Linked DNA regions of Homo sapiens: region 1 is linked to region 2. A link is a contact called in ENCODE Hi-C or POLR2A ChIA-PET data. All regions are on one chromosome and are shown on one strand. Each heading gives the region's core, a stretch centred on a gene start or an enhancer-like site at or near the end of the contact. The rest is flanking DNA. Distances are from core to core; before and after follow the strand shown.

Evidence for each region. A loop is a pair of places that touch in the nucleus more often than their neighbours do. ChIA-PET counts read pairs that join two places held with the same protein, here RNA polymerase II (POLR2A). Pooled maps may share reads with other maps.
Region 1: a loop to region 2 is called in a map of B cell, with 26 times the contacts of the local background. The contact joins the promoter of DUS3L here to the promoter of CACTIN in region 2. A Hi-C loop is called at or near these places in 1 of 168 maps with a recorded cell type or tissue (B cell) and 5 of 50 pooled maps. POLR2A ChIA-PET finds 5 or more read pairs at or near these places in 1 of 52 experiments (B cell).

Annotation. Positions count from the first base shown.
Region 1 is chr19:5,789,551-5,794,837 of GRCh38, forward strand. DUS3L (dihydrouridine synthase 3 like) reads right to left here and starts at 1,613. Exons shown (of 13, transcript NM_020175.3): 1 at 1,494-1,613; 2 at 497-785; 3 at 1-169. The coding sequence starts at 1,591. RefSeq lists an enhancer at 1,336-1,795.
Region 2 is chr19:3,623,336-3,628,821 of GRCh38, forward strand. It overlaps CACTIN (cactin, spliceosome C complex subunit), which reads right to left and starts at 3,455. Exons shown (of 10, transcript NM_001080543.2): 1 at 3,261-3,455; 2 at 353-827. The coding sequence starts at 3,427. RefSeq lists enhancers at 616-1,117, 1,844-2,405, 2,406-2,967, 2,968-3,529, 3,419-3,788 and 1 more.

The sequences.
Region 1 (5,287 bases), core at 363-2,862, 2.2 Mb after region 2:
GCCTCAGGTGGGCCCCAGCGAAGCGGCAGGTCACGCCGTAGGGGCACCGGCCGAAGGTCTCGAAGAGCACGCAGCGGGGGCCCAGGTCGGCCGGCTTGGTCTCCAGGTAGCGCCCCACGTCGTGCAGAAAGCGGCAGCGATCACCGAAGAAACACTTAGCAGCCGACTCCTGCGAGGAAACAGGGAAGCAGTGAGGGAGGACAGGGAGACCCCGGGGCAGCCCAGCAGCCAGGGTTCAAACTCTAGATCACCCCTCCTGGCTCTTGTGTCCCTGAGCAAGTCAGGCACCTCACCGTGCCTCTGCATCTCCATTTATACAATGAGAACAATGACAAGCCCTACAATGTATCCCGAGGAGAATGAAGACGGAATGGCATCAGAGCAAGCTCACTGCTCGTTGCTGAAGGCCCAGGAGCTTTCTAACAATTACCCGCTGCCAGGAAACACACCCTGCTCCTGCCTGCCCCGGCAGGAATGCTCACGTGGCCGCACTTGCCTGGATTAGGGAGGGACACAGCCTGTTCTTGTCGTAGTTCGTGGGCTTCACATGGGGCCGGCCCTTGTTTTGTCCCCGGGCCCTCTTCTGAGTCTGTAGCTGCTCCCCGGGCTCTGCTGCCTCCTCCGTCTGCCCGTCCGCCGTCTGTCCATCCTCCAGTCGGATCCGCTTAGCCTCAGGCTCAGCCAGCTCATTGCCAGCAGGGTCTCCTACCTCGGTTTCCCGGCAAGTCTTCTCCTGCCCTTTGGCTTCCAGGAATTGGTGAAACTGCTCCTTGGTGGTGAGGTATCTGCCGACAGAAAGGGAAAGGAAAACCCTCCGAACATAGTCAATAAACACTGGGGAAAGGAGGCTAGAAACACTTGCACGTCCTTAAATCCTTCTGCTGATGGGGAGCTCACTACTTAAGAACCAGCCAGCTCCCAGCCTGGGAGCCCCTCACGGCCTCAAAAAAGACCTATTTTGTCCCTGGGTCCTCACTGTCCAAAGTGTTGCGCGAAACTATTATCAGGTTCAGTCAAGAACGTCCCTGCGCACGTTAGGCTGCGAAAAACTACAATTCCCAGCATGCCTTGAAGCGGAGTCTAAGCCACCACATTTCCCAGCACGCCTTTCGGCCCTTCAAACACCGCAGGCCCCAGCACGCCCCGCGGCACTCGCTTCAACCCCAAGACCCGCCAGTAACGGCCGCTGGCAGAGCACATGCGCCGTACGTCCATATGCAGGGACTACAATCCCCAGTATGCAGCGCGGGCCTGGCCTCAAATCCCACCTGCCCTAGCATGCACGTGGTGTCCTTCGCGCATGTGACAGGCCCCAACGTGCACGATCTCAGGTACCTCCGCTGACCACCCTGCAGGCGGAAGAACGGCCCGGAATGAAGAGCCGGTGGCTTCTCGCCCTCAGCCGCTGCCTAATCTCCCGGCATGCACAGCTCGGACCGCGCTATGGGTGCCGGAAAAGGCCCTTCAGCTTCCCTCCTGCCCCGGCGACTCACTGACGCTTAATGGGCGCCACTCCTCGTTCCAAAGCTCCGGCTCCCGAGTCGCCACCACCACCATTCTCTAGAGGAGCCTCCGCCGTTCCCTCCGCCATCGGCGCCCCTCACATCCGCTCTGGAGTGTGGCGGGAAGACCTTCCGGGTCACGCGTGTCTTCCCTGATTGTGCTGGGGAAGTGCGCATGCTCATGTCGTTCCAATGACGCCATTGCTCGCTCGTGACGCCACGGGGGCGGTGCCTGCACATGGGTGGAGCCTCAGGTCCTATATAAACTAGAGCCTGGCCAATTGCGAACTGGACTGCAATCAGCTTCTGGACTGAGGAAATTTAACTGTTAGGGTGTTTTGGAGGTTTTTGTCTTTGTTGTTCTGTTGAAACGGTTTCGTTCTGTCGCCCAGGCTGGAGTGCAGCGGTACGATCACGACTCACCGCAGCCTCGTCCTGGGCTCAAGCTATCCTCCCACCTCAGCCTCCCAAGTAGCTGCGTCTACAGACATGCACCAATAGGCCTGGATAATTTTTAAATTTTTTGTAGAGACGAGGTCTTGCCAGGTTGCCCAGGCTGATCTTGAACTCTTGGGCTCAAGCGATTCTCCCACTTTGGCCTCCCAAGCATTGGGATTACAGGCGTGAGCCATGGTTCCCGGCCCCTGCTAGGGTTTTTAAAAATGTAAATTAGGGGTCGGGAGCGGTGGCTCACGCCTGTAATCCCAGCACTTTGGGAAGCCGAAGCGGGCGGATCACTTGAGGTCAGCAGTTTGAGACCAGCCTGGCCAACATGGTGAAACCCCGTCTCCACTAAAAATATAAAAAATTAGCTGGGCGTTGTGGCACATACCTGTAATCCCAGCTACTTGGGAGGCTGAGGCAGGAGAATCGCTTGAACCCGGGAGGTGGAGGTTGCAGTGAGCTGAGATCACGCCATTGCACTCCAGCCTGAGGGACAGAGCGAGACTGTCTCTAAATAAATAAATAAATAAGGCCGGGTGTGGTGGCTCACGCCTGTAATCCCAGCACTTTGGGAGGCCGAGGTGGGCACGTCAGGAGTTCGAGACCAGCCTGGCCAACATGGCGAAACCCCGTCTCTACTAAAAATACAAAAATTAGCCAGGCATGGTGATGGGCGCCTGTAATCCCAGCTACTCAGGAGGCTGACGCAGGAGAATCGCTTGAACCTGGGAGGCGGAGGTTACGGTGAGCCGAGATCGGCCGTTTCACTCCAGCCTGGGCGACAGAGCAAGACTCCATCTCAAAAAAAAAAAAAAAAAGTAAATTACACTACTTTTATGCAGGACATTAGTTTCAACAAATAATTAGTTGAGCATCTGTATGCCAGATGCTGTGCTAGATGCTGGGGGCGTGGTAGTAAACAAAACGGAGAAATCATTACCTTTAAGAGCTAACTTGGGAGTCGGAAACACAGACGAAAAACATAATACTCCTCGGAATTTTGGAGATTGGTTCCAAGACCGCATATACCAAAATCCGCGTATACTCGTCCCCCAGTTGCCCAACAGAATCCCTGTATAGGAAAAATCCGCCCTTTGTATCCGCAGGTTTCCCATCCTGCCTCCGCATTTGGTAGGGGTTAAAGAACCCGCGGATACGGATGGCCAACTGTATTTTATTTTTCGAAGGCCACTTATAAGTGGATGGATGCAATTCAAACCCGCGTTGTTCGCGGGTCAACTGTACATAAGTAAATTAAACCGTAAGTGAGTAGGTAATAAAGCAGTAAGGTGGATTGGGAATGCCACCCTTGGCTGTTGGAATTTTTTTCTTTTTTTTTTTTTTAAGAGGAAGTCTCGCTCTGTCACCCAGGCTGCAGTGCAGTGGCGCGATCTCGGCTCACTGCAACCTCCACCTTTCCGGTTCAAGCGATTCTCCTTTCTCTGCCTCCCAGGTAGCTGGGATTACAGACGCCCACTACTATGCCTGGCTAAATTTTGTATTTTTAGTACAGATGGGGTTTCATCATGTTGGCCAGGCTGGTCTTAAACTCCTGGCCTCAAGTGATCCACCTGCCTTGAGTGTGAGTCACCGCACCCAGCCACATTTTAATTGTTTTTGAGAGACAGAGTTTATTTATTTATTTAAATTTATTTATTTACTTATTTATTTTTAAAAATAGACTTATTTATTTATTTTTTGAGACAGAATCTTGCTCTGTTGCCCAGGCTGGAGTACAGTGGCGCAATTATAGCTCACTGCTGCAGTTGCAGTTGTTAACAGGCTGGCAAGGGAAGGCTTCCTGGGGAAGGTCATGTTTGAGAGTATTTGGAAGAGCTGTGGGAGAGAGTTGTAGGGATATCAGAGGGAAAAGTGTCCCAGGTGGAGGCAACAGCCAGTGCAAAGGCCCTGAGGCAGGAGGAAACGTCCTGGCATGTTGGAGGAACATTGAGGAGGCCCATGTGGTTGGAGCAGAGAGTCCAAGGAGGACAGAAGGAGGAGGCCAGGGGAGGGAGGTGAAAAGGTGCAGGTTTTGCAGGACCCAGTGCACTTTGAGAAGGACTTGGTCTTCTTCTACGTGAGTGAAATGAGAGCCACGGAAGGCTGTGCGCCAAGGAAAGCTGGATCTACTCAGCATTTCCCAGCGTCCCCACCAAGCCCTGCTGTGCCCCCTAAAACTCCCTATTCCTGGAGAAGCTTTGGTGTGCACAGGAAATTCAGGGTTCTGGACTCAGCCAAGTTTGAATCCCCGCCCCTCCACTTACCAGCTGGAAACATTGGGCATCTCATTTAGCCCCCTCATACCCCAGTCACCTCATCAATAAAATGGGCCAGATAAAAGTATCTCCCTTAGGCTGGGCGCGGTGGCTCACGCCTGTAATCCCAGCACTTTTGGAGGGCGAGGCGGGCGGATCACGAGGTCAAGAGATCGAGACCAGCCTGGCCAACATGGTGAAACCCCGTCTCTACTAAAAATACAAAAATTAGCTGGGTGTGGTGGCACACGCCTGTAATCCCAGCTACTTGTGAGGCTGAGGCAGGAGAATCGCTTGAACATGGGAGGTGGAGCTTGCAGTGAGCCAAGATCGCGCGACTGCACTCCAGCCTGGTGACAGAGAGAGACTCTGTCTCAAAAAAAAAAAAAAAAAAAGAAACAAAAACAGATGGGGAAACTGAGGCCCAAAGAGGGAAGGGATTTGCCCGAGGCCACAACAGGCTTGGAACCTGCTTTTACAGGACCTGGGAGAAAGTTGAGGGGAGAGCGGGCAGTTTGTCTTCCATCTCTGGCCTTGGCTGCCCTCTGTAGGACAACCTGGGAATAAAACGGTGGAACCCGGGAATCTAAAAGTGCAAAAGGCCGGGCACCTTGGCTTAATGCTGTAATCCTAGCCCTTTGGAGACAGGAGGATCGCTTGAGGCCAGCAGTTCCAGACCAGCAGCCTTGGCCACTTAGAGAGGAGACCCCTTCTCTGCAAAAAAAATGGAAAAACTAGCTGGGCAAGGTGGCATGCACCTGTGGATCTAGCTACTTGGGAGGCTGAGGCAGGATTGCTTGAGCCTGGAAGGTCGATGCTGCAGTGAGCTACGATTGTGCCACTGCACTCCAGCCTGGGCAACAAAGTGAGACCCTGTCTCTAAAAATAAATAAATAAATGGCTAGGTGTGGTGGCTTATGTAATCCCAGTACTTTGGGAAACCGAAGCGGTTGAGTCACTTGAGGTCAGGAGTTCAAGACCAGCCTGGGCAACATGTTGAAACCCTGTCTCTACTAACAATACACAAAAATTAGCCGGGTGTGGTGGCAGGTGCTTGTAATCCCAGCTACTGGAGAGGCTGAGGCA
Region 2 (5,486 bases), core at 2,205-4,704:
TGGCTAACATGGTGAAACCCTGTCTCTACTAAAAATACAAAAAATTAGCCGGGCGTGGTAGCGGGCGCCTGTAGCCCCAGCTACTCAGGAGGCTGAGGCAGGAGAATGGCATGAACCCGGGAGGTGGAGCTTGCAGTGAGCCGAGATCACACCACTTCACTCCAGCCTGGGCGACAGAGCGAGACCCTGTGTCAAAAAAGAAAGCTGATAGCGGCAGAAGCTTGCTTATGCGTGTGTGTGTAAAACCAACTCTTGCACGATCAAGGGCAGGCTGGGAGTGTCTCAAGTGTTGGGGTCTCCAGAAACAGTGGAAATGCTACAGGGACAGAGGCCACCACCCGGCGGGGCCCACCTTATTCCAGATGAAGGTGCCCAGCAGGTTGTTGTCTCCGAAGGGGTTGTCGGTGTTGGTGTAGCCCATGTACTCCTCACCCCAGCCCATCTTCTCCCGCTTCTTGCGCTCCTTGGCCTCCTTCTTGGCCAGCCGCCGTGCGCGCTTCTCCTCGGGCGTCTCGAAGGCCTTCATCAGCTCCTCCTGCTGCTTCCGCTCCTCCCGCAGCCGCAGCCGCTCCTGCAGGCTCTGCTGCTGGCTCAGGGCAGCCGCGGCCGCCCGGGGGCTCTGGGATCGCCCTGGAGACGCGGAGCTGGATGCTGAGGAGCTAGGAGACCACGAGCGTGCGCGCCGTCGCCGGCGAGCCCACTGGCCCCGTGACTGCTCCTCTCCTGAGTCCGACTGAGAGGACCCATCTCTTGAGTGCCACTTGGGCCGCGGGGGGCTCCGGCTTCGCATCCCTGAGCGCTGCCACCGCTCTTCCTCTGAATCTGACCTGCGGAGAGGACCATGGATGCCTGCTCAGTGCCTGCAGCTGTCATCTGCTCCACAGATGCTTACTGGGTGCCCGTGGGGGAGCAGGCACTGTTCTAGGTTCTGGGGACACAGCAGTGACCCAAATACCGATGGCTTCTGCCTTCCTGGGCTCACCCTCTGGTGGGCCCCAACAAGGAAGACATCAACAAATAAACACACCACGCAACACTAGGCAGAGGCAGAAGCCACAAAGAGTAGCAATGCCGAGCACAGGGGCTGGGGCTGCAGGGCCGAGGTCAGAGAGGGGCTCTCTCAGGAGCTGACACTGAGCCAAGGTCTGGAGGGAGTGGGGAGGCAGCGATGGGTGGATTCGGAGGGAGAGTGCTCGAGGCAGAGCAAGAGCGAGGGCCTAGAGGCAGGCACTGACCTGCCACATTCTAAGAACAACAAGGAGGCTGTATGGCTGAGACAGAGTGTGGGGGAGAGGGAGGAGGCGCGGGCAGGGAGGTGGCTGGGGCTGGTGGCGCAGGAATTATAAGGGTACGAACCAGGGGACCCGAACACATTTAGGCTGTCAAGGGAGGGCTTCCTAGATGGAAGTGGTATTTGAACTAGTCCCACAGGATGGACAGGAGTTAACAGAGTAGAGCGCAGGGAATGGAAGATGCACAACCTCAGGGGTGGTTCAGGGGCCTTTAATTTTATTTATTAGAGACAAGGTCTACTAGACACAGAGTCTACTAGAGACAAGGTCTATATTTTTATTTATTAGAGACAGAGTCTCCCTCTGTCACACAGGCTGGAGTGCATGATCAGAGCTCACTGCAGCCTTGACCTCCTGGGCTCAAGCCATCCTCTCGCCTCAGCCTCCTGAGTAGCGGGGACTACAGGCACACACCACCACGCCCAGGTAACTCTTTACATTTTTTTGTACAGAGGGGTCTTGCTATGTTGCCCAGGCTGGTCTTGAACTCCTGGGCTCAGGCAAGCCTCCTGTCTCAGCCTCCCAAAGTGTTGGGATTACAGATGTGAGCCACTGCGCTCAGTCACGTTTAGGGGTCTTTGTACACAGAGAACTGCCAAATATTTTGTTAAATGCTCTACCCATTAAGCTCATGTCAAAAAAATCTAAACTATGTTGAAACCAATCATTGCAGAGCCCTTAAATATTGGCCACAAGTTCAACTGAATTTTCGTGAACATTAATTCTAATTACATATCTAGAGTGGCAAATTATTGTGAATAATTCCAATACCAGAAAATGGTAGGCGAAAAAACACAAAGATGACATTAACAAGACTTATGGGCAGGCGCGGTGGCTCACGCCTGTAATCCCAGCACTTTGGGAGGCCGAGGCGGGCAGATCACTTGAGGCCAGGAGTTCAAGACCTGCCTGGCCAATATGGAGAAATCCCAGCTCTACGAAAAAATTCAAAAATTAGCTGGGTGTGGCAACAAGCACCTGTAACCCCAGCTACCGGGGAGGCTGAGGCTGAAGAATCGCTTGAACCCAGGAGGCAGAGGTAACAGCCGAGATCGTGCCACTGCACCCCAGCCTGGGCGACAGAGCAAGACTCCGTCTCAAAAACAAACAAACAAAAAAACCAACAACCGATGAGTGAACTTGGCCCAGAGCGGGGCAAGACTGGCCTGAGTGTCAGCCACGAAGGGGCTGAGCCAGCACTGGGGCCCCGGTCTGGGAATCAGTCCCTGTCCCCATTTTGGTTTCTCTGTACTGGAGCCGGCTCAAGGCAAATCCGACCAAGTGCCCCATCTCCAGAAGAAAAGGACCATGGGGAAGCTGAGATTCAGGCACTAGGAATCAGCTGTGAGTCCTGCCAGCTGACACCGAGTCTTTTTCCCTCCCACAGCCCACCTCCATTAGCAAATGTTGTCTCCTCTACTTCCAGAATCCCTCTGAAATCTACGCACTTTGCCCGCTGTGGTTGACTACAGCCTCCCTCCCATCGAGACTGCCATCATCTACTGTCTGGACAATTGTGCCGTCCTACTCTGATGCCGCTCCTGCCTACCCCGCTCCATCCCTTCTCCACCTCAAAGCCAGAAAGTATGCAGAGTTAAGTCAGTCCACGTCACTCCCCTACCCAAACTCCTCTCAAGACTCTCCATTTCCCTCCGACTAATAGCCAAGATCTAATGTGCTGAGCACACAGGGCTCGATATGATATGATCTGATCTCTCGTTACCTCCCCGCCGCCTCGCTCACCCGGCTCCGGGCTGTCCCTCCAACCGCCCGGTCCCCTGCCTGGAACGCCTCTCGCCTTCCTTCCGCTGCCAGGTTAATTCCAACCGGTGGTCAATTGTCCCCTTCTCTAGGAAGCCCTCCCCGAGTAAGTCGGGGGTTTCCCGGTTCCCCGGGATCTCCAACCCTCGGTCGGGCGCTCCTGAGGTAGGAGCCGGATCCCCAGCGCTGCTCCCGCAGCGACCCCACCTGCGCTCCCGGCTCCGCCGCCTCCGTCTGCGCCGTCCCTCGTCCTCCCGGCGCCGTCGGTTTCGCCGCCCATGGCTCCTGCTCCGACTTCGGCTCCCGCTCTGACTCTGCCGCCTTCGGCCCCGGCGACCCGCGGACCGCGAGCGCGAGCGTGTGTCCCGACCCATCGGCTGGGCCAGTGGCCGCGGCACCAACACCAATAGCCGAAGCCTGCGCTGGGGGCCTTCCTCGCCCACGGCGCTCTCCAGGCTGCCCCGTTTGCGCCTGAGCCGGGAAAGAGCAACCCATCCCGTCGCCCCAGCCCGCAAGGACTCCGACACCCCAGACTTTCCACTACGTCTGCAAATGTGGACCGCGTGATTGACTCCAGTGGGATTGTTGCCTCCAGGGTGGCGGAGTCTCCTTTCAGGCAGTGCTGGAGGCAGCCCTAGGCGGGTCCCCACGCCTCAGGGGGCCTGAGAAACTGTGGGCGGGGCAAGGGCAAACTAGGAACCTTGTGCAGGGAGGGGCCTGCCGAGGCGAGACCAATAAGAAGCGGGTCTAGGTCGGAAGTAGCGCTTCATTGGCGTGGCCAGGGGCGTGGCCGAGGAGAGGCGTGTCCGGGGAGCGAGGTCCCCGAAAGGCGAGGAACCGGGAAGGTGTTAGGTGCCAGGCAGCTCCAGAGGGCAGAGGGCGGGCGCGGGGACAGAAACTGAAAAGCCTTCTTATGAGAGTCATCGTTATGCTCCACCACCTGCCAATGAACACCTATGTATTTTGGGAGTTAAGCTTTAAAAAAAAACAAAAACTTTGATAACTCCCTGTATTCCCCCATCAACCCATTTTAGAGACGGGGAAACTGAGGCTCAGAGAGGGAAAGTCACTCTTAACACTTGCCTTCTCAACCCAGGCTGCCCAGCTTTGTGGTGTGGGTGCTGGGGACCCGTGGGAGGGTTGTGAGCAGGGTTTGGGGGACTTGCTGTTGAAACAAGTTTGGCGTGGGAGGACGGACTTCAGGGGCAAGGCTGGAGGCCAGAGACCTAGAAGACGCTGATGTCCCATCCTGAGCTCCCCTAGCCCATGGTGGCTGCTACCACCACCCCGTGCAGTTCTAACCACTCGGGGCTGGGAAGGCCTGTTTATGGAGGATGATAGTAATTTAAGCTAACTTTTAAAATATTTATCTTGGCCGGGCACGGTGGCTCACGCCTGTAACCCCAGCACTTTGAGAGGCCGAGGCGGGCGGATCACCTGAGGTCGGGAGTTCAAGACCAGCCTGGCCAATATGGTGAAACCCTATCTCTACTAAATAATACAAAAATTAGCCGGGTGTGGTGGCATGCACCTGTGATCCCAGCTACTTGGGAGGTTGAGGCAGGGAGAATTGCTTGAACCTGGGAGGCGGAGGTCGCAGTGAGCCGAGATCGTGCCACTGCGCTATGGCCTCGGCGATAGAGCAAGACTCCGTCTCAAAAAAAAAAAGAAAATTAAAATGTTTATCTTGAGTGGGGTGCAGTGGCTCATGCCTGTAATCCCAACACTTTGGGAGGCCGTGGCAGGTGGATCTTGAGGTCAGGAGTTCGAGACCAGCCTGTCCAACATGGCGAAACCCCGTCTCTACTAAAAATACAAAAATTAGCTGGGCATGGTGGCATGCTTGTAATTCCAGCTACTCGGGAGGCTGAGGCAGAAGAATCGCTTGAACCCAGGAGGCAGAGGTTCCTGTGAGTTGAGATCGCATCATTGCACTCCAACCTGGGCGACAGAGCAAGTCCCCGTCTCAAATAAATAAATAAATAAATAAATAAATAAATAAAACGTTTATCTTGGAATACAACTTCATAACATCCCCGTAAACGCTGGCTTTGTATGCTTTGCTTGGTGTTAAGGCAAGGATGGAACCTTACAGAGGAAGAAGAGACCATCTCCTGCCGCTCTAGATGATGACCTTGCCGGTCCTGAGATGTGGGTTGTCATGCTGATGGGATGGCCCAAAACAAAGCGAAGGCCTGACCCTGTGCTTCCCAAAATTCAGATGCATCCTTGCAGCACATTAAGAGATCACTTGCATGGGCCGGGCGCGGTGGCTCAGTCCTGTAATCCCAGCACTTTGAGAGGCCAAGGTGGGTGGATCACCTGAGTTCAGGAGTTCGAGACCAGCCTTGTCAACATGGTGAAACCCCACCTCTACTAAAAATACAAAATTTAGCCGGGTGTAGTGCCAGGCACCTGTAGTCCCAGCTACTC